Linked DNA regions of Mus musculus: region 1 is linked to region 2. A link is a loop called in an ENCODE intact Hi-C map of the cell type or tissue named here. Cell type or tissue: left cerebral cortex. All regions are shown on one strand.

The links. Peaks named below come from ENCODE experiments on the same cell type or tissue, not always from the same donor. Only the 100,000 strongest peaks of a DNase experiment are listed, where the experiment ranks them.
Region 1: a loop joins it to region 2, with 5 times the contacts of the local background. A loop is called at or near these places in 5 of 42 quality-filtered maps.

Annotation. Positions count from the first base shown.
Region 1 is chr12:100,130,651-100,133,150 of GRCm38, forward strand. It overlaps Nrde2 (nrde-2 necessary for RNA interference, domain containing), which reads right to left. Exons shown (of 14, transcript NM_001290303.1): 10 at 1,501-1,887; 11 at 1-633. Among named protein-coding and RNA genes, the nearest start is that of Psmc1, 22 kb to the left of the region's middle. In left cerebral cortex, a CTCF peak has its summit at 1,180 (motif pointing right); DNase peaks (open chromatin) are centred at 1,202 and 2,105; H3K27ac peaks cover 887 bases.
Region 2 is chr12:100,183,684-100,186,183 of GRCm38, forward strand. No RefSeq gene overlaps it. Among named protein-coding and RNA genes, the nearest start is that of Gm10433, 3.0 kb to the right of the region's middle. In left cerebral cortex, a CTCF peak has its summit at 1,555 (motif pointing right); DNase peaks (open chromatin) are centred at 666, 1,985 and 2,393; H3K27ac peaks cover 1,779 bases.

The sequences.
Region 1 (2,500 bases), 53 kb before region 2:
GGTCAAACTCTGGGAGCTGGTGCTGTCCTCTGGCCCTGGGTCTTCTAAGCGAGCAGAGCCCTTCAGCTTGGCAAACACCCTTCCGTATATCTGCACAGCAGCATCAATGCCCACAGTCAAATACTGGAAGAGCATAAAGCATCGGACCAAGCTACCCAGGCAGTCCAAGGCCTCTGCAGGAGCTGGGCTGGAGGCACAGCTCTGGCCCAGGCAGTCCTGCAGCGCGAGCTCGTAAGCCTTCCGAGCTTTCAGCACCTGGGTGGACGAGACCTGCCCCGTGTAGGGCCCGTAGGGACTGCTCTCCGTCAGCCGTGTTAATATGTGGACCGCTCGGCCTGTGGTGGCTCCTCTCGAGTCCGGCGACAGTTCCATCTCCAGCTCGGCATAGAGCAGACTGAGCTCGCAGAGTTCACGGTCCTTCAGCTCGCTGCTGCCTGCCATGCTGAGTGCTGTGTCGAACACTTTTCTGGCATCCTCTGTGTTACCGAGCAACCACTCCAGGTGTGCATACTGCTTCCAGAGGCAGAAGTTGTTGCGGTTTTCTGGCTCCTTGAGGAGATTCTTGGCTAGTTTTTTGCAGCTCTTTCCCTGAGACTTCAATCGCTTCTTTTTAGTGTGTAGACACCAAATGACCTATAGTAGAAAGAAAAGAACAACTCTGGTCCCCCAAACACTCCCTTTGTCTGTCAGGCCGAGGCGGCACCGGCAAGGCAGTGGTGCCCACATGCCCTCTGTCAAATCTGGCTAACACCGGACCCCTGAGCTGGCAATGAAATCAGGGCTCACCATGGCCATAGTGAACATACCAGGTGTTTACTCAAATCCCCAACACACAGGCCTGACCCTCTCCAAGCGCTTGCCTCCAAAGAGATGGCCACACTTTCTTGTCCAAAGGCAAGAGCTCGCTGAGGGCGGGGCATGGTGACACATACCCTAACCCCACATCTCTTTTCCACGTTTCTGATAACTCAATCGCTTGTCAATAACACTTTTCAAATTTGTCAGTATGCTGTGAGAAGACATGAAATGGGGACATGGAAACTAAACATATGATCTAAATACATTCTACTCGTGTATGAAATTACCAAAGGACAAATTTAAAAAAAAAAAAAAAATTGAGACATTGAGGCCACATTATCGAAGAGAAGTCAGTACTAATCCTGGCCAGCAGAGGGCAGAGCAGTGACTGGGAGCCCTGAGCCGACAGCTACAGAGCATAGAGAGGGTAAGTAGCTTATTTGCTATCCTAAGAAGCCCTAGATCCTCTAACCCAGCTTAAGCGGATGCTGCCTCTTGGCACTAAGTGCCCGGATAATCACAGACGACAGACAGGACAGCTCTGGCCACCGAGCACGGAACTGTCTCCTCCCTGTCTGCTGTTCCTCCACATCTGAAGTGACTACCAGCGTCAACTGAAGGAGGGAGCTTTGTGAGGACGACACGCGGGTGCATTTGGGGGAGACACTGAGGTGCAGTGAGGGAGGAGGCAGCTCCAGTTACCTTTGCAATCTCGTACCGTAACCAGGAGAGGCTGAGCTGGGACTTCTGCTTGCCTGCGAGCAAAGGCAGCACCAGGTGGAAGACATTGCGGACAAACTCCTCGCCCTCTCGGTTGTGACCTTTGGTCCAGCGAGGGCGACCCAACTGTTCCATGGAGCCGACACAGCTAATGCCCGAAAAGGAAGGGTTGAAGTAAGTCAGGGGCTTTTCATCATAAAGTTCACTCTCAAAGATGCTGCTCTCGTCCATGGCCAGGTAAAGGCAGGAGGCTGGGGGCAGGAAGCCGGAAGGCACGCCCAGGAACTGCAGAAAGGCCTGGATGAGCTGGAACTGAAGGTCTGGGCTGGAAAGTCTGATCAAAGATTGCCCAATGTCATCAAACAGCACCTGCAAGCAAGACGAGACGGAGCCACTGAGACACAGGGGCTCTCACAGGTCTGAGCACACAGTACCAATTCAACACCCGTAAAGTAAGCTGCAAATAGACAGTAGCTAGGTTTTAGCTAGGTTTCCTCCCAACACTAAAACTCAGAAGGCCTCCCAAGGCAACGTGGGCAGCTGGAGAACAGCAGGCTTGGAGCCTGGAGGGGCCATTAGCACTCACACACCCCCAGGAAGCACTGGGAAGGAGGAAGGACCAACAGGCTGAAGCCAACAGCTTCCAAAGCAACCTGCAGGACTTACAGAAGACCTAGGCCCATGTTCATTTTAGAAAGCAAACAACTGCACAGCTACGAGAACAGCTACAAAGACTTTTGATGCTAGGGTTCGTAGTTCCTTTCTAGAAAGCTGCTTCAGAAAATGGAAACAGCTCAAACACAGGTAAACAGGAGCATGGTTAAGAAGAAGACAACAGAAGCAACGGACTGTGTGAAGCGCAGTTAAAAGCACGGTGCTGGCTGTAAATGCTCACAGGAGCATTGCATCTCTGTAAATGCGACTTCACACTGCTGCTTGAAAGCACACAGACTCGGACGCTGTCCTCTCGAGGTGCCGTCAC
Region 2 (2,500 bases):
TCTAGACACCTGAAGTGGTGACCATTGTCTCCCACCTTGCAAAAAATGTGCCACTTCCGTTTAGTTTTCTTCCAACTAGTAAGAGTCCGTTAAAAACCAAGGTCCAGGCACGTTATGCTTCTCATGCCCTTGGTCTCCAGTCCAGAGCCACACTCCTGATAGGTGTATCACAAATATTCACTGAATGAATGAGTAATTGGCTACCCATAATAGACGTAGAATGTGGGAACAGGAGACGTGAAATAAGTGTTAAGGGAGCCAGTGGGTGGGGTCAGGGGAGTGTTGATGTGAGCTGATCTCACATTTGAATTCATGAGCCTGCCCTGTTTGGGCAGGGCAATGATCCAGGTAGATGTGGTTGATTATCTGGGCTACAGATTAAACCAAGGGCATGAGATAGAACCAGGGATGGGAATGTGCCAAAACGTGACTGTGTGTCCCTTCCAAAGTTATGCTGGAACTTATACCATAAAAAAGGGAAGTGATTAGTCATGAGGGCTGTGCCCTGGTGAGTGGGTTCAACTTCCTTATAAAAGAGGCGTCAGAGCTGCCTGGGCCTTTCATCTCCTCTGCCACATGAAGCAGAGCATCGGTGTCCCTCTGGCCTTTGACCTCACACCCTATGAGGATGAAACAGAAAGGCACTGTATTAGCGGGAGGAGCCTCCGCCAGACTCCAGTCTGATGTTGCCTTGATGATGCACTTCTCAGCCACAGAACCGTGAGAAATAAACGTCTGCCCTTCCTAAAAAAGCACTAAACCCATGACAATCTGCTGTAGACTAAGCAAGATTACAGCAAAACCAGACAGGCGTGTAATACAGAAAGCAGTGGTGGCTTGTTGAACTGAAGGCTGGAGAGGTCAGAAAACAGAAGGGGACAAAAGTGGAGCCAGAACGGCAATGGAGAAGCGGAGAGTGAATTGTCCTTAACCTGGACTCCATGGAGAAAATTCAGAGGCTCCACGAACTAGGACAGAAAATGCGCTTTGCCTTTTACCGAACTCTAAATGCTGCCTGCATGAATTGTGACTCCAGCAGCAAAGCCCACCAGCATGAGAGGTGTAGTAGGCCAATCTATGAAAGCAGGATTCTGAAATGACTACAAGAGTCGGGCATAAAGCCCATACCCATAATCCCAGCCACTCAGAAGAATTCCAAGCCACTAATATAGAAGTATTAGTTCTGTAGGTTTTCTTATACAGAAACTTTCACGCAGCATAAGCTATATAGCAAAGCCTTATCTTAAATAGACTAAAAATAGCAATTTAACAGGAAAAAAAAATTTAAGAACCTTAAAGCCCAAAACTATGTGCAGGGACTGAGAAAGAAAACCAGCAGACAGAAGTTACGTTTGACTCTAGAAATGCATTTATTTCCTCGTGCCCATCAAACTCCAGAAAGGAACCCAAACCACTCTGTCTTTGTTTTCACTCTGTTCATCCTTTCTTTCTTTCTTTTTTTTTTTTTTTAAATAAAGGTTTTATTTATTTTATGTATGTGAGTACACAGTCACTGTCCTCAGACTCACCAGAAGAGGGCATCAGATCCCATTGCTGTGGTTGTGAGCCACCATGTGGTTGTTGAGAATTGAACTCAGGACCTCTGGAAGAGCAGTCAGTGCTCTTAACCACTGAGCCATCTCTCCAGCCCTTCATCCTCCCATCTTAAGGCATTGGATGTTTTCTATTCATCTTAAGGCATTAGAAACAGTTCAAAGGAGATTCGTTGTCTGGTTTACCTAGGACAGAGGGTGGGCTTTATCAGACACAACCAATGGTAAAACTAGGAAAGTTTGACATTGTAATAATTGCCTTATGAGCCCATCATACCAACTCTGTATAAGACTATCCTAAACATACTTACATTAAGAAAAGCAGTGTCAGGGCTAGAGAGATGGCGTGTGGGTTAAGAACACTTGCTTTTAACTGGTCTGCTTCCAGAGGCTCCAGTTTGATTCCCAGCACCTAAACTGCAGCCCATGACTGTCTGAAACTTCAGATCTAGGCGATCTGGAGCCCTCTTCTGGCCTCCAAGGACACCAGGCACACACACGGTGCATAGGCAGACATGCAAACAAAACACTCACACACACACACACAAATAAACCTTAAAAGTATTGTTTAAGGTTTCTTTTAGATATGAGTCAATCTGTGGATGGACAGTCTTCCTCTCTTACGGTCAGAGAGTACAGGTTAAGTACTTAGCAATTGCCTGACCTTGTATCCATGGTTCTACAGTTTGCAGTCTTGACACATTCACAGATCATGCAATCCTCAGAACTGTGTGAGATAAATTTATCACAAAACCACTGAAGGAATCCAGCCCCTGAAGACTTCTCGGCTTTATTTCTCGAAGCAAGTGAAAACTCCTAGCACCGGCTGCCAAACGCTGAAATACTGTCTGTTAGCGATATGAGTGGTTGTTGCTATGTAGAGATTATGCAAAGCTCCAAGTTTCTTTCTTTTGCAACGTCCATGAGCTCAGCGCACTCTGGCATTG